Linked DNA regions of Mus musculus: region 2 is linked to region 1. Evidence: chromatin loops called from intact Hi-C (ENCODE). Cell type or tissue: heart. All regions are shown on one strand. Each heading gives the region's core, and the rest is flanking DNA. Links, peaks and the distances in the headings are about the cores only.

The links. A loop is a pair of places that touch in the nucleus more often than their neighbours do. Peaks named below come from ENCODE experiments on the same cell type or tissue, not always from the same donor. Only the 100,000 strongest peaks of a DNase experiment are listed, where the experiment ranks them.
Region 2: it touches region 1 in a loop (18-fold over the local background); 23 of 42 quality-filtered maps call a loop at or near these places.

What each region holds. Positions count from the first base shown.
Region 1 is chr8:71,741,232-71,749,960 of GRCm38, forward strand. No RefSeq gene overlaps it. Among named protein-coding and RNA genes, the nearest start is that of Gm35572, 11 kb to the right of the region's middle. In heart, for the core only: no CTCF peak of the experiment used is centred there; no DNase peak of the experiment used is centred there; H3K4me3 peaks cover 603 bases; H3K27me3 peaks cover 576 bases.
Region 2 is chr8:71,269,108-71,277,782 of GRCm38, forward strand. Haus8 (4HAUS augmin-like complex, subunit 8) reads right to left here and starts at 3,483. Exons shown (of 11, transcript NM_001163042.1): 1 at 3,177-3,483; 2 at 119-177. The coding sequence starts at 3,205. Myo9b (myosin IXb) reads left to right here and starts at 3,607. Exons shown (of 40, transcript NM_001142322.1): 1 at 3,607-3,722. In heart, for the core only: CTCF peaks have their summits at 3,265 and 3,475; DNase peaks (open chromatin) are centred at 3,464 and 4,174; H3K4me3 peaks cover 3,614 bases; H3K27ac peaks cover 2,887 bases.

The DNA of each region.
Region 1 (8,729 bases), core at 477-8,476:
GCACACTACTGACCATGACATGTCCCCAGTACACACCTCTCAGAGGCAGAGTAGCAAGCTTCAACAGAAGTGACTGTCACACAACTCAGGGTCCCCTGGAGCCTCAGGACATTTACACAGCTGGGGGGAGGAGACTGCCCTGAAGCCTCACAGGGACAGGAGCTGGTAGTCTTTCTCCTTCCCCATGCCCACAAGCCTCATGACAGGTCTAGCAAAGGGCTGTGAGCACAGTGACCTGGAAGGATAAGCCCCGCCTCAGGGTTGAGTCAAGACACCTGTATTTACATGTCATCCCCTAACCTCATCTTTCCCCCCAGTTGCCACCTTAGCCATGTCCTCTCCGCAGCCTCTGCAGTCACTATTCAAAGCCAAGGTAAGGCCGACAGACTCAACTCCCCTCAGCGTCCCCATGTCCCCAGCCCTCGCGCCTCAGGACCACAGGAGTAAGCCGTCCCCAAGTCCCCAGCCCTCACGCTTCAGGACCACAGGAGTAAGCCAGTGAGCAACCGGCTTGTCTCCACTCACCTGGCCTTGGCCTCGGAGGGCTGCCTATTCCTGGGCAGTCCTCTTGCTGCACCAAAACAACCAGCCTTGCGCGGTGCTTCCAAAGGGGCTAGGTGGGCGGGGCACCGGCGGGTGGGAGAGGCGGGGCGCCTCGAGATCACGCCCCACCTGAAAAGGCACATCGAACCCCCCACTGGGGTTGGTGCATTCCCTTTGCCAAGAGTTCTACAGCTGAGAGGGGCGGGTGCCAAGATAGCCACGCCCCTCGCCAGCAGTATTTTTTGCACACTCTTGAGTGGCGCTTCTGGTCTGTCCAACTTCTTGAAGCTACTCCTGTAGGACAATGGCCGATTCATCAGAGCGGAGCACAGGGTGAGTCCGGAGCCCAGGCTAGGCGGAATTTAGGGGCACCTGAGGCTTGACTAAGGCCAGATCCTGGGCTGACAGGCAGCCGAGCTGGAGAACTGGCATCCCCAGAGTAACTGCCCAAATTCCTCCCAGTTTGGAAGGCTTCTATTCTTTGAGCGTGTTAGTGAGCTAAGGTCCCAGATGCAGCTCAGAACTGGGGTTGTGCTGGCAGCAGGTGGCTTACCTCAAAGTGCTTAACTTTCGCATCTGCAGCCCATTCAAACTTCTCTGTTTTATGTTAGGCATTTTCTGGTATAGTTTTGAGATGGGTGTCTTGTAGCCCGAACTCGCTTTGAACACACTGTAGCAAAACAAAAACAAAAACAAAAAAACCCCAAACAAACAAAACCAAAACCAAAAACCGAATCCTCCAACCCCTCCTGAGTCGAGGGATTCCCACCTCCAGCTGTGACCATTTTATTGTGGCATCAGAGGCATCTGTGTTAGAGTGAGCTTTGGAAGTATTGTGGCGCCTATTGTTCCTTAGCATTCAGGTTTCTTTATTTCCTGAAAGGAGTTTTGTGACATGATGAAGATTTGGGAGTTACAAAGTAATTACTTTAGAGTAGCACACCTGGTGGCACCCGGGTGTGCTCAGTGAAGGTCAAGAGTGAAGCATGCCTGTTAGCACCAGAGTGAAAGTGGGAGGATCCAGGGTTCAAGGACAGCCTGATTTACCTACCTAACATCCTATCTCAACAACAAAATATTTTTAATTTTTTTTTCTTATTTATCTGTGAGACAAGTTCTTACTTTGTAGCCTTGGCTGTCCTGGAACTCACAAAGATCCACCTGTCTCTGCCTCCCAATTGCTGGAATTAAATGCATGTGCTGCCGAGTCTGGCCACTAGTTAGTTTTTAATTGAACATGCTGGCACACACCATTAATCCCAGTGCTCAAGAGGCAGAGGCTGTTGCAGTAAATCTCTCCATCCCAAATATGACTGGCAATGAAAACACGACTCAGTTAATATGATTTCATGCTGTGCACCTAGATTGGGCAGATCTACCACTACACTACCATCTTCCCCATCTATGAGACCCCTTAGAACTTGCGGTTTCTCCAGGCTACATGCTTCTGCTCCATTTTATTTTCACCTCCTCCTCCATCGTCCTCTCTCTCCCACTCCTCCTCCTTCTCTCTCTCCACTTTCAGTTCCACCTTTCCTTTATCTGCCCAGTCACTGGCTCTAGCCTTGATTTTACAAATTAAGGTGGGAAGAAGGTGTACAGGAAATCACCTAAGTGCTGACTCATTCCTTATTCGCAGCCACTCACATTGGAGATCGGAATTAACATCAAATATAATTAGCTCCAGGGCTATCCACAACCAGTCACATATCTAATTTCCAGGCCAGTCTGGTCTACAGAGAGAGTTCCAGAACAGCCAGGGCTAAACAGAGAAACCCTGTCTTAAAAAATCAACAACAAAAAATATTTTCTTAAAAAATAGCGGAATGATTTAAGAGAGGATTAGAGGAAGAGATCCAAGAGACAGTGGGCAATGCAGAGTCTGGCTTCTGAGCATGCCTGGACACTGGGGTGGGTGGGGTGGGGGAGTTATGGTGAGGATTCTCATAGTGGCGTCAGGGATGGAAGGCTTAGTCAGAATTCTCAGTCAAGAAGGTGCTGTAGGATGGTGTTGAGCAGTTCATGCTCCACAGACCCTAGGAGATGTCCTAGAAGTCAACGAGGCTGAGCTGTGCGGATGGCAGGTCTTCAGGAGAGAGAAATGATAACCAAAGCCACTAAGAAATTCCTGAATCATAGCATCTGTTAACAAGATATTTTGTTTACTAAGAGGCTCTGAGTCACACAGAGGCATCTGAGGAGTGAGGGGAGCCCTGTAGCCATTGTTCTGACACCCACTAGGGTGTGAGAAAGGTGGTATTCTTCCTGTGGAGCCTGTCCTGGGAGCAGCCCTCACCTAGGGCCCAGCTCCCACTGTCAGCAGGAGGCAGGCAGCTCTGGTCTTTGCACATCTCTCTCCTCTCTTGCAGGAAGTCTGCAGCTGCTGGTGCTTGTGCTGTTCCCAAGACAAAGGGAAGGAGAGTGCAAGGTGAGGGCTGCCAGGGTCCTTTTAGGAAGTGTCTGTCTGTTTTGTCTTCACTAATATTTCTGTTAAATTTTGTTATTCCATGTGTATTCATCTCATTGGAGGGGTGTGTGTAGAAGGTAGAGGACAAACCATGGGAGTCACTTTGACCTACCATGTGTGGTCTCAGGCGCTGAAGTGGGTCATTGAGCTTGGCTACAAGGACCCTACATGCTGAAATTCTTCCTGGCTCTGATTTGAGACAGACAGACAGAGAGAGAGACAGAGTGAGAGAGAGAGAGACAGACAGAGAGAGACAGAGAGAGACAGAGACAGAGACAGAGAGACAGAGACAGACAGAGAGAGAGAGACAGACAGACACACTGATTCATAGAGCCCAGTTTTGTCCACTAAAGTCCTGATCCTCCTGCCTCAATGTATTGCCACCTAGTTCATGAAAGGGTTCATGTTATTGGGGGAGGGCACAGAAACGAGTCTGAAGCTTTCTCTGCTCAGTGGCATGCCTTTGGGGACTGGTTGTTTCCATCATGAGGTGTCATTTGACTGCAGTGGGCCTCTGGAGAGTTGGAGTCTCTTTTGTCATGGCGTCAGGCTCTCAAGACAGGCCTCAAAGGTGCAGGTCTGGAGGCCAGGCCTGCATTCCTCTTCAGAAGCTGCATTCCCCACCCTGGACGATGCTGGTGGCACAGGGCTACATATCCAGTTCCTCCCTGAAACCTGCTGAGCTGGGTGGTGTGGGTGCTGGGAAGCAAATCCAGGTCTCTTGCAAGGGCAACAGCAAGTGCCTGTCAACCCCATACTCTTGCTTTTCTTAAATATACTCGGCATGGGGGCACACATGGCATCCATGTGGGGGTCAGGCACAAATCAGGGGAGTTGTTTCTCCTCTTGTACCATGGCAGTCCTGAGGGTTGACAGTGATCCCTGGACCTGGTGGGTTTGGGGTAGGGAATGGGTGTTGATGGATGGAGCCCAGGACCTCACATATGCTAGGCCAGGGCCTAATCACTGAGCTACACCCCCAGCAGATTCTGTTTGCTTGTTAATAAGATGGCAGGGATGGAACTTGGGCCTTCATCATGCCAAAAGCACCCTATCACTTAGTGGCCCCAGCCTGGTAGTCTTGTTTGTAACCTCTGGTCTGTTTGCATGCTGCCTGGTTTTATTAATATAGTCATGTCCTCAGGGTGACACAATCTTCATGGAGACTCCTACTGTTAGATAACTGCAGACAGGGACTCTCCCGGTGCTTTTGTGAAGCACTTGCATGGTCATGAAGCTTTAGTTCTCAAAACTGTGACTCAGCAGTAAAGTCCCTGTCTCTCTTAGTGTCTCTGTCTCTGTGTATAGGTTTTTATCTTTGAGCCAGGCTTTCATTGATTTAAAACCCTATTTCCCCCACTTTACCCCCAAGTGCTTGTGGGCAGCTGGACAAAGGTTTGAAGGTGGGTACCATGCTGCTTTCAGGAAGGCTTCATCCTTGCATCAGGATGCTCCTGTAGGGGATGGCTAGTGGACAAAGGCTCCCTAGGCAGGTCCCATGGGAGGGATTTTCCAGGAAGTAGGCACTCTAACATGGGAAAAGAGAGTTGTCAAAGGAACAGTCTCCTAACACGACACTAGCTGACTTTCTTGCCCTCCTCTGCCCACAGCCTGGCAGGGCTACAAGCATTATGAGCAAGAAACCTTATCAATATCCTTCCGGTTTGGGATGGAGCTTGCTGACCTAGCTCTGTTAGTTTTCCCCGTTAGCCTTATGCCCCAGGGACTAGACAGAACCTATCAACAGACCTTTCTGGACTTTCCCATGGGAGACAGTCCCTGTTAGGTACTGGGTGGGCAGCAGTGTAACCCCTGGCCACCAGTTTCCAGGCAGCCTGTTGGCAAACAAACCAGGGCTCCTGCGCCTGCAGTTGACAGGCACACTGGAGTCACCTCCCAGAACGCAAGCTCTAGGAGGGGTAGTTTTCACTGAACCTGGCTGTGGGCAAGTTTCTGTGGTATTGGGCATGGACCCAAGGGTGCATGTCTGAAGGCTCATGTGTATAAATGTGTGGCAGAGCTTGCATGAGGGCATGTTTGTATGATCTTGTGTGCACAGGGCAAGTGTGTTTGTGTGTGTACTCACGAGCATGTGCATTTGTGGGTCCACAAGTAGTGTGCAGTCAGGTCTCATTTGGCAGATGTTTTTCAATGTACATCATTAGTCTTTGTTGTCATTTTGCAAATATCATGCAGCAGACTAAGTATCTACACCATCACTAGTTGATGTCATCTGCATGACCCCCTGTTGATTCTATAGGCCATCTTTGATTGAAGGCCAACAGGCAGTGAATAACTGGCATGTAGGTGTGTTAAGGCATGTAGGTGTAGACTGATTAAGGCATAGAATTTCAGTTTGAGTCCCTGTGTTTCTCACACAAAATGTTCTTGAACTCTGGTGTCACCACCTGGAACTTTCTATGATTGAGTTTCAGAGTGGCCTGAACTGCCAGGCAAGTATGGCTGTGAACCCCATCCCAACCCCTTACTGTTCCTACAGACTCCCAACCCTGTCCTTGCTGAATGAAGCAGGGTCTGTCTAGTTGTTGTCCAGGCTGGCCTAGAACTAGGGATCCTCTTGTCTCAGCCTCGCAAGTACTGCTATGCATTACCAAGCCTATTTCTTACTTTTTGATCAGTGGGATTTGTTCGACTTTCCATTTTGTTAGTGTGTAAGTGTTAGTGTTCTGTGGAGCTCACAGGACACATTGTGGGAGTAGGTGCTCTGCTTCAAGCAGAGGTGATCCTAAAAATTCACTTCTTTTCAGACTCGGTGGGCACTGTCACCTGCAGTGTTGTCCTCCCTCTGTGGTCCAGGCCATCCTCAATATAAAAGTGTGAACCTGTCACAGGAAGTTTGTGTGGCATTGTAGGTTGTGGTATAAGCCTGCTACTATGACCAAGATCAGAAGCACATGGGTCTCCTGACCCTCTGTATCTTGTCACCCAGAAGCAGCCAGCAGCCAGCAGTCAACAGTCAGCAGCCAGCAGCCAGCAGCCAGCAGTCAGCTAGCTTCCTGTGTGGCTAGCTGGGTTTTAGAGAATGGAATACACACCCTGAGTACTTCCACTTTATTGAAATTGTGTAAAATTCATGATTGAAAGCAGACAGTTCCTCAGTAGTTCAGTGTTGTGCAACCCTCACAGCTGTCCATTCCAGAACTTGTCCATAGCCCTAGAATACCCATCACTCCAACCCCTGGCAGCCTCTGTTCTGCTTCCTGCCTCAGTGGACTGGCTTGTTCTGGACATTGCTTGTCAGTGGGGGTACACACACACACACACACACACACACACACACACACACACTGTCTGTGCTGGGATATTTCTTTGTTTTTGTCATGCAGACCAGGCTGGCCAAAACTCCCTATGTAACCAAGGATGTCCTTGCATTCCTGATCCTCCTGCTTCCACTGCCCCAGTGCTGGGGTGGCAGGTGCAACCACCTTCAGACTACATTTTGGGGGATGGAACCCAGGACTCCACATGCTGGGTAGTCACCCTGCCAGCTGAGCAATAGCCACATCATGTTTCCTAACTTCACCCATGTGCTGTGGACTAGTGCAGCATTCCTACTGTACCTGAGGGCTGTTCCCCCTGTGGTTGGACTATATTTTATTTATCCATTCATCATTAGTGTGTTTCTGCCTTTAAATGCAAGCCACACTGCATACAGTCCCATCCTGGGATTTGAGTTCCTGAGCTTTGGGGTGTAGAAGAGCAGAATTGTCAGGTCTGTGTGTAGTGTTTGGGGGCCAGTGTTTTTCCAGTTTTGTGGTTCCATCTAAGTATCAGAGGGTGGTACCTTTTGGTACCTGTGCTATGTTGAAGTTGTCCATCCTCTAGCTATGGCTGCTGTGGTGGTTTCTAGCTCAGGGATCTTAGAAACACAGTGCTGGGGATGTTCACCTGCCTCCTCTTTGTTTCTCTAGAGAGATTCATGGAGGGTGGGAATGACTGGTATCTGCTGGATTAAAATGATTAACATTTAAACCAGCTTCCAGGGGCCAGTGAGATGGCTCAGCAAGTAGAGGTGCTTACTGCTAAACCCAGTGATCTGAGTTCAATCCCCAAAATCCACATGGTGGAATCCTGCAAATTGTCCTCTGATACGCACTTGTGCATCCTGACACAGGTGCAAACACAAAATATGGAAAGAAACAAATGTCCCAAGGCCTGTGGTGTACAACTGGGACCCTAGCACTCAGGAGGCAGAGGCAGGACCTAGACCACAGGACCTTGGCTGGTCAGGCCACAGTGTGAGACTGTCTGAAACTACAACAACAACTAAACCAGAACATGGCCCTCCAGAAGTAGAGGCAGGCCTGTGGATTGAGCCAGCCTGATTCACATAATGGGTTCCAGGGTACCCAGGTCTTCATAGTGAGATCTGTCTGAAAAGACAGGCCCAAAACAGCAACGGAGGTCACAGGACTTTTGAGAGATGAGTTTCCTTGCCGGGTGATGGTGACACACACCTTTAATCCCAGCACTTGGGAGGCAGAGGCAGGACGGATTTCTGAGTTCGAGGCCAGTCTGATCTACAAAGTGAGTTCCAGGACAGCCAGGCTACACAGAGAAACCCTGTCTTGAACCCCCACCCCAAATTATTACCTGAGATGAGTTTTCTCTCCTTCCTTTTTAATTTTTTTCATTATTGTTTGATTTTTTTTTTTTTTGAGACATGGTCTGATGTATCCTAAGCTTGCCTCCAACTTGTTATATATGGGAGGCTGGCTTTGAACTCAATGATCCTTCTGCCTCTGACTTCCAAATACCAAGGTGACAATAGTGTGCCACCTCACCTAACCTCTGCCTTGTTTCTGAGTCACAGTCTCCCGTTTCTGCAGCAGTGGTGCTGTGTACCCCAGGCAAGCTGGGCTTTGAGCTTCTGAGTACCTCCTATCTCCTCCTGTCTCACTGTGGAACTACAGACTTGCACTGACACATCTGGCTCTCTGTGTGGGCTCCAGGAATCCAGTCTAGTTGTCAGGCACTTCTGCCCTCAGGGCCATCAACTTTTGGTCCTGAAGACAGTAAACCATGTCTAGATGTCTTTTATTTTTTAATTTTTAAATTTTTTTACTGTGTATATGTGTTTTGCATGTATATATGTGTCTGTACCACTGCATTCCTTTTGGTAGTTAGGACATTTAGAAGTAGAGGCTTCAGAACTGACCATGTATTAAAAGCACTGGTTGCTCTTCCAGAGGGCCCAGGTTTAGTTCCCAGCACCCACATGGCTGCTCACAACCATCTGCAACTGCAGTTGCAGGGGATCCAGTGCCCTCTTGTGGCCTCTTTGGGCACTAGGCATTAGTGGCACTGATCCACAGATGGGAGTTTTCTGCAGATTGTGGATCTGGCTATGGGGCTGGCTGCGTGTGTTTGGGCTTTACCTACTTGAGAGTTTGTTTCCTGCTGTTTTGAAACACTGTATGTTGAAGGCCTTTAGGCTTGTGCTGTAGAGTCACACCTGTGATTTCAGGTCTGAGAGCATCCAAAATGGGAGATGGGAGCAGCGGGGCTCACATGTCTGGTGTTCAACTGCCCTTCAGGTCCTGGGCCAACAGATTGATGTGCTCATGTTGAACATCACAGGGCATTCCAGGGGCGGCAGGGAAATGGTGCTACAGCATATTGGAGGGAGACCACTTCGGATCCCGCACCTTATGCCTGCTGCCCAGGATCCCAAGTAACTAAATTTCACGGGAAACAT
Region 2 (8,675 bases), core at 1-8,000, 470 kb before region 1:
ACCTTCTACACACAACCCTCCAATGAGATAAATACACATGGAATAACAAAATTAAGCAGAAATATTAATGAAGACAAAACAGACAGACACTTCCTGAAAGGACCCTGGCAGCCCTCACCTTGCACTCTCCTTCCCTTTGTCTTGGGAACAGCACAAGCACCAGCAGCTGCAGACTTCCTGCAAGAGAGGAGAGAGATGTGCAAAGACCAGAGCTGCCTGCCTCCTGCTGACAGTGGGAGCTGGGTGAGGGCTGCTCCCAGGACAGGCTCCACAGGAAGAATACCACCTTTCTCACACCCTAGTGGGAGTCAGAACAATGGCTACGGGCTTCCCTCACTCCTCAGAAGCCTCTGTGTGACTCAGAGCCTCATAGGACAGAGCGGGACCAGAGCTTACCCCTGTCTTATCAGGCTGATGTGACAACAGCCAGACAGGTATGAGGGCTTAGGGATGGGACAGGAGACTTGACAAGGCCACATGCGGCACAGGGGCTAGGTGGATGATGGAAGGAAAGCAAGAGGGAAAGACCTGGAACATTCTGAATCTGTTCTCTTAGCTCCAATTGTAGGGATGAGGTGGCAGGGTGGGGGCAGGAGACTATGACACGTACTTCTCTGCAAAGGGTCAGCTTTCTAGGCTGCCCAGTCACTATAACCAACAACTATTAAACTTTGCCATTCTAGTACTGAGGCTGACAGAATGGGTGGACCATGTGGCAACAAAACTTTACTGACTTAGCAACATCTGGGATCACACAATGTTCATATGTCACAGAATAGTTATACATTTTTTAAACAAATGGATTTTTTTAAAAAAAGATGTATTTACTACTTTATATATGTGAGTACAATGTCACTGTCTTCAGACACAGCAGAAGAGAACATCAGATCCCATTACAGATGGTTGTGAGCCACCATGTGGTTGCTGGGAATTGAACTTAGAACCTCTGGAAGAGCAGTCAGTGCTGTTAACCTCTGAGCCATCTCTCCAGCCCACAAATGAATTTTTTAAAAGGTTTATTTTATGCATATGAATGAGTCCACTGTACCTGTCTTCAGATGCACCAGTAGAGGCATCAGATCCTATTAGAGATGGTTGTGAACCACCATGTGGTTGCTGGGAATTGAACTCAGGTTCTCTGGAAGAACAGTCAGTGCTCTTAACCGCTGAGCCATCTCTTCAGTCCCCAAATAGTTGTATTTTCAAATCTTTTGTTTTTATTACTTTATTTCATGTAAGTCTGAATGGTGTTTGTATGAGTACAGGTGCTTCTGTGCCACTGTGTGTACCATGGTGCCTGTGTAAAGGTCAGGGACAACCTCAGCGAAGGTTCTCACCTTCTACCTTTCTTAGCCATGGCTCTGTTTGCCCTGCTAGCTCTGCCTCCTACTCCTAGAGACTGTGCTGCTTTAGCCTCCCATCTCCCTGTGGGAAGTGCTGGATTACAGACAGACACTACTGCATCCAGTCTTTATGTGGCTTCTGGGGACCTAAACTCAGGTTGTTGGGATTGTTCAGAGAGCAAATAAATCTCACTTCACAGCCCTGGCTGTGCCAGACAGCTCATAGGTTAAGAGTGTCTGCTGCTCTTACAGAGGACTTGAGTTCAGTCTCCAGCACCCAGGTGAGGTGGCTCACAACCACCTGTAACTCCAGCTCCAGGGGATCCCAACCTCTTCTGGACACACCTGCAAGTCAAAAGCAGGGCTGGGAGCTGGGGGCTTCTCCCTGCTCTGGGGGCAAATCATGGGCCTATGGGAGAACATGGGGCCCTGTAGTTCTACAAAGTGCAGGTGCATCTGTTGTCCCTCATGGTGCCCCAAAGCCTGCCCACCACTCACAGAGGCTTCAGTAACATGGCCTTGTCCTGTCCTGTGCCCACTGTGCATCCCTACTCTCTACCCCCTGCCTTTCAGGGCTGGGAGTCTCAGGTGTAGGAGGCTCCTACCATAGGCCTCTTCTCTTAGCATTTCAGCATTTTACATTTTATGTAGTTTGTAGTGCTCGTGTGCCATGATGTGCACATGGAGGGCAGAGGACAAAATGCGTAGTCAATTGTCTTAGTCAGGGTTTCTATTCCTGCACAAACATCATGACCAAGAAGCAAGTTGGGGAGGAAAGGGTTTATTCAGCTTACTCTTCCACATTGCTGTTCATCACCAAAGGAAGTCAGGACTGGAACTCAAGCAGGTCAGGAAGCAGGAACTGATGCAGAGGCCACGGAGGGATGTTCCTTACTGGCTTGCTTCCCCTGGCTTGCTCAGCCTGCTCTCTTATAGAACCCAAGACTACCATCCCAGAGATGGCACCACCCACAAGGGGACCTCCTCCCTTGACCCTAATTGAGAAAATGCCTTACAGCTGGATCTCATGGAGGCATTTCCCTAACTGAAGCTCCTTTCTCTGTGATAACTCCAGCCTGTGTCAAGTTGACACAAAACTGGCCAGTACATCAGTTATCTACTTTCACCATATGAAACCCATGGATCAAAATAAGATCATGAGGCTTGGTGGCAAGAGCCTTTGTTTCACCCACTTGACCTTCACAGAGTGTCCTTTGCTGTATACAGTCACAATAGCCCGTGACCCTCATCCTTCAGACTCTTAAGCAAACACCCATGGGTGTAGTGAGTCAGGGCTAAAGGGGAGTGCGACAAGCAACCCTAGAGCTCCTGAGGCCTAGGAAAAGGTCTGTGCTGGGACTAAAGTCGTGCTACCATGTAGGGTCACGTTTTTCCTTTAAAAAAAGGAAGGCTAGGTGGTGGTGGCACATGCCTTTGAACCCAGCACTTGGCAGGCAGATTTCTGTGAATTCAAGGCCAGACTGGTCTACAGAGCTCCGGATCAGCTACACACATACACACACACACACACACACACACACACACACACACACACACAAAACAAAAAACAAAAAACACCACTGTCTCCAAGGGGAAAAAGAGAGAATGTCCACCAAAGTCCACGCACAACCCCAATTCTGAACTGCATCTGGGACCCCAGCTCCCCAGCACGCACCGAAGCGGCTCAGAGCCTGGGCTTCTGGTCTGGGAGAGATTCGGGCATTGGCTCATAAGATCCCAGTTCTCCAGCTCCGCTGCCTGTGAGCCCAGGATCTGGTCTTTGGCCAACCCACAGGAGCCCCTAAATTCCGCCCTTCTGAGATCCCAACTCACCCTGCGTCCCGTTCTGAGGAATCCGCCATTCTCCCGCCTTCCACTCAAAGGCAAGCGTCTCAGGGTCCCGCCCGCTAGGAGGCAGGGAGTAGTGCTGGAAGCCGGAGGGTGCTCTCTTCACGCGAGCCGCGGGGCGGGCTCCAAGCTTGCTACAGTTCGTTCAGCCTGGCCAAGAGCGCCGAAAAAGGGCGTGGCTCCAAGGTGTCCCTCAGACGTGTGGGCTTCCGGCACCAACCTGAGCGGGCTAAAATACTGCTGGGGAGGGGCGTGACTATCATAGCGCCCGCCCCTCTCAGCTGTGGAACACTTAGCATCTGGAATGCACCAACCGCAGAGGGCGTTCGCTGCGCGCCTTTAGATGGGGCGGGACCTCGAGTCGCCCCGCCTCTCCGACGAGTTGGCGCCCGCCCACTCAGCGCCTCCGGAACCCGGAAGTGAAATCGCACGGTGCAGCGGCGGGCGAGGCTGGTCGCTTCGGGGCGGGGCGGCCGGGAGCAGCGGGCAGGCTGGCCGGGGACCGGTGGCGCGCAGCGGCCCGAGGTCCAGGTAAGTTCTCGCGGCGGCCGTGAGTGGAGACCCGAGCCGGGGTTGTGCACCGGGTTGCTCCTGAAGTCGTGGGACGTGAGGGCAGGATGCGGCCTGGGGGACGCGTGGACGCTGAGGGGGTTGAGACTGGCGGGCTTACCGCGTCTTTCAGCGGCGGCTGAGGAGAGGACGTGGCTAAGGTGGCATCTGGGGGGATCTCAGGAAACGGGGGAGGCCAGGAAGGCGGAGCCGAGGGGCCGTGCTAGGGAAAGGGACTTCTGCACTCGCGGTCTGAGCCCTAGGGTGTCAGAGAGGCGCCGGGCTCTCAGAGAATGGGAAACGGTCTGTGGCAACCCACTGTTGGGGCTGGAACGTCTAAAAGAGTGGGCCTGGAAAGACACGCAAAAACAGTTCCTCAGAGGGCCGGAGGAGTGGAGAGGAGGAGGAAAGGGAGATGACGGGGTGCAGCCTCTGGAGACTCGCCCCCGCCTTCCCCTCTTGATTCATCTTCTTCCTGACTTCACTCCCGGACAGCTGGGTGATCCGCCAGGGCGAGTCCCAGCGCCCTCTGGGTTCTCTCTCTGCTTTGATAGGCACATCACTTTCTGCTCAAGAAAAGAGTAGCTGGACTCTAGAGGAGGTTGCGGGGTGGGGGTGGGGTTCTGACACCCGAACTGCGTTTCAGAAGAAAGGGAGCCGGTAGGGTGGAAGCCACTCTCTCAAGAGAGTCACATCCTTGGACTTAAACGTTTTTTTGTTTTTTGTTTTTTGTTTTTAAATGACTTACAGGAAATGTATACCTCAGCGGTGGCAGAGATCTCAGCCCCGTGGAGTCACAGCTGCCAACAAACCCTCCCTTCTTTTTCTAGGGACCCTAACTCCCAAGGCTTTATAGGGGAGTCCTTTTGTGCCTCTTTGGCTCATTTTCCAGCACTTTAAGACATCCACCTAGCAGCCCCTCAGGTTGTATCTCCTTACCTTGTTGGGTATTGTCTAGTCTTTGAGACTTCAGTATCTTAAGGTGTCAAGGAATGGCTGGAGGTGGCATGAGCAACTATAAAGTTATTGTCACCGGCCTCTCTGCTCCTACAAGGCCTTGGAGCTGCCTGGTTTTGATTGGCATCACTTTCTCCCCCCCCCCCCTTACCAGTATTCCCTGTCTGCTGTGTGCTTGCTGAAAGGAGGCCAGGTTTAGAGCTCCATTTGGTACAGGAATCTGGATATAAAGGAAGCCTTAGAGACATGACTGCCCCATTCACTTCAAGAATGTTCTGGAAGAAATCTTTCAACTTAGCTTGCCCAAGGGCACACGGTGCAAGTCATGCCCCTTGGAATATCGAAGACTTTTTGGTCCTGAGACCCCAGGAAGGACATGAACTTTCCTATGCATGACACACTTTTTCTCCTGCTTACTTGGAGCTGTGACTCAGTGGAGGTCTCCTGGAAGAAGCAAGCGCCTTGTTTGGGGTCTGGCCTGGGGCAAGACTCTGCCTATTTCTCCTTTGGATTGGCCTGTGTCAGCCTTTTTCCAGAGCTAACCCCACTTATTAACTTTCATGTTTCTGGTACACACCCTTTGGTTTTATGCAGCTCCAACTTTCTGTCTCTTGCCCTGCAAATGCTGGGGACGGAACTTAGAACCTTGTGCTTGCTTACTGGGTAAGTGTTCCACCATAGAGCCACACCTCCAGTCAGGTGTCCAGGATGCTACCTGCATGAAGCACAATGCTCTGGCTTTGACCTCCTACTTGGGTAAAACCCTCTCTCAAGTCTAGCTAGTACCTTGTGGGTCAGGTGGGGACTCAGGACTCCTGGGCTTGACTCCCTTCCTGACAAGAGACCATGAACTTGTGGCTTCCCTTTCCTTATCTCTCTGGTAACATGTGGTGAATGGGTCCAAAATTAACCAAGCAAGAGCTGGTTGTGCCAAGTGGTTGGCTGCCTCCTGAGAGCAGAGCTGAGATCTCCTTGTGCCTCAGAGGAACAGCTATTGTCCCTTTACATGGAAAGAATGGCATTCCCATTAGGCAGACCTTCACAATGACAGGTGACATGAGTTATCACAGGGGCAGAATTGGGAAGACTGAGAGCAAGACTTGGGATGTGGGGGGGTCCACTATGTTTCCTGGGAAGAGTGTCTGGTCTGCAGTCAATCCTGGGAAGCCATGTCAGTGGTGAACCCAGAGTGACAGGAACAGATATCCTGTCACTCTCCTCTTTGGGATACTTGCTGTAGCCTCTGCTTTAGTTTGTTTCAATTTTCTTTTCCATTCAACCACCAGGAAAGAGTCCTTTCTCAAAATGGACTCAGGCAGGTGCTGGGTTTGGAGATAGATCCCTAGACTTTTCTAGAACCAGGAAGCGAGGCTGGGAGGCTAAGTTTATGCTCTAGCTCTTATCACACAAACAGCCCAAATATCCACAGCACCCTAAGAAAGCAAAAAGCCAACAAGTCTGTGTCTGTATTCCCTAACCCTCTAAAATAGCCTTTACCCAAGTTTGGCTGTCAAACTGTCCTGACATCTGGTGTGGGGGGCCATTCTTTGCCCCAGGGCCATCTGTGCACCATGTGATGCTGTAGTGTCCCCAGCTTGCATTGGCAGGAGTGTGTTGACCAATGATGATGATGGGTTGTATGGAGTAGAGTGGGCCACATGGAATGGACCCAAGGTGGTTATAGATGCTGTGCTGCAGTCCCCGCTAGCCTCGGTGCATCTCAGGGTCACCTGCAGGAGTCAGGAGAGGTGGGGACGCCTTGATTGCTAGATCCCGCTGGCCACTGCATGGAAGGAGACCAGGGGAAGAGTAGGGCAGGTGAATCAGCCGAAGCAGCCTGGCAGGCACAGCAGGGCCATTGTTTCTCTTCTCCTTGTATCACCACTGACCTGAGTTTCTGGAGACTCTGTCCCCATCTGGAAGCAAACTGTCACTTTTCTTGCAAGATTAGCTATACCAGACTCCATTCTCAGAGGTTGCCCAATCGACATGCCTTTGAGAAGCTGCATTATCTCCTTCATGGGCCCACGCTCTCAAGATAGCCATCCTTTCACACACGGTGCACGCATTGAGCCTCTTTTGGTCTGTGTGTGTGTGTGTGTGTGTGTGTGTGTGTATGTGTGTGTGTGTGTGTGTGTGTGTGTCCGTGTCCATTTCTATCCCCTCCTGTTCCTTTTCCCCTGTCTCACCAATGATCATGGCATAGCTGCTTCACTTCAGTGGGGAAGGTCATCCACTCTGGGACCCATCTGACTGATGATCTGCTCTCAGGTGTGGGCCTCAGTGTCCCACCTGGTAGGCCTTTGTATCTTTAAGGTCCACAATCTAGCTGTGCCAGGCAGCCCCTGCCCGGCCCACCATTCAGCCAGGCCCAGGCGTGGCCTCCTCACAGAGCAAGACAGGCTCTTCTCTTTTGCCCTCTACGTCTCAGAGAAGCAGAACAAAGGGCCTTGTCTCTGCACTTCTGTCCATTTTGTCTGGGAAAGTTCTCCATGATTTGCCACATTGGAAAAAAATACCGCTGATGAGCTGGGCATCTGCTCATTTCCTACTCAGGACTCCCTGAGAAGTGATTCAGGAGTTCAGCCTGGAGGATTGTTGGATGATGAATAAGCTGGCAGAGTTGACTCATTATGTAGGTCCTGGCTCTGCCATGTGTTGTAATGCACATATACATGTGTGTGTGTGAGAGAGAGGGATGGAGTCAAGCTAGAGCTGACTCTGGCAAGCTTGTATCTATTACAGACTGGATGGACAACCCACAAGACTTTACTGCCATGAGATTCTAAAGGCTAGAAGTCCCAAGATCAAGTATGGGCACAGCTGCCTGCATGCGGTTGCATGATAATCTACCCCAGGCTCATAGGTGGCCATCTTACCTGTTTGTCTCCTGTTCTCTTCTTCTGAGCTTGTCCCTGTGTCCTACTTCCACACAAATGAAGATCCATGTTGGGGGAAATCTTGTTTCACTTTAATCTTCTCCTGAAGTAGTCATCTTTTAAAGTGCTGGGATGGGGAGCTCAGAATGGCCTCACATGAAATCCCAGCATTCAAGTGAGGAGACAGGAAGATCCTGAGGTTGTTACCAGCCTAGGCTGTATAGTAAGACTTGTCTCAGAAAAGAACAAAAAAATAAAAGTTTTTAAGTATCCCAGACTTTAGGAGTTAAGAGCATGATGAAAGGGTAGAGGCATCTCAGCCCTTAACACTAGGTCAGTTACAAACTTGGCTATCATCTAATAGAGGGCTTTGGGAAGACTGATCATCCCCCCATGACCATCCAGTTTCTTCTCTGTTGAGTAAACACTTTACGGAGTGGGTAAGTTGGTTGGCCACATCAGTCCTGGGAAGCTCCCTGTGAGGGAATTTTCTGGACCTTTCTCCTCCTATGCTCAGGATGAATCCAGAGAGGTAAGAATTCTGCCTAGAAAGAGCTGGTGATCTTTGGGGACTTTGTTTTGGTTGCCCAGACTGGCCTTGAACTCCCAGTCCTCTTGCCTCAGGCTCCCAAGTGTAGGATGATATGTAGGAACCTCCATACCTGGCTTGCCTATGGTTTACAAGGGGCTGTTTTAGAGTTCTGTTTGCAGCTGTGAGTGCTGGGTAAAGGGCCAGGTGAAACTTACAAATAGCACAGAATGAGGTACCCCTTCCAGGCATTTCCGAGTCACAGAACAACATCCCAAAGCAATTCCAAAATGGACCAGCTCCTGTCTGGGACGATTGGTCCACAGAAGCTTCTTAAAAGTTTTAAATTTTTTTGAATGAGGCAGGAAGGTTGACTGGAAGGCAGACTTGGAGCTGGCCCCAGAGACAGTGGGGGGAATAGGAACTGTTTCATCTGTACAGCCATGAGTTCACACCCTGGCAGGAACTGTGAGAGTGTCCAGGGGTTTTTCCAGAGGACCAGAGTTGAGTTCCCAGCACAGACCTAGGGCAGCTCACAGTCTGCTGTAACTCCAACTCCATGTAAATCTG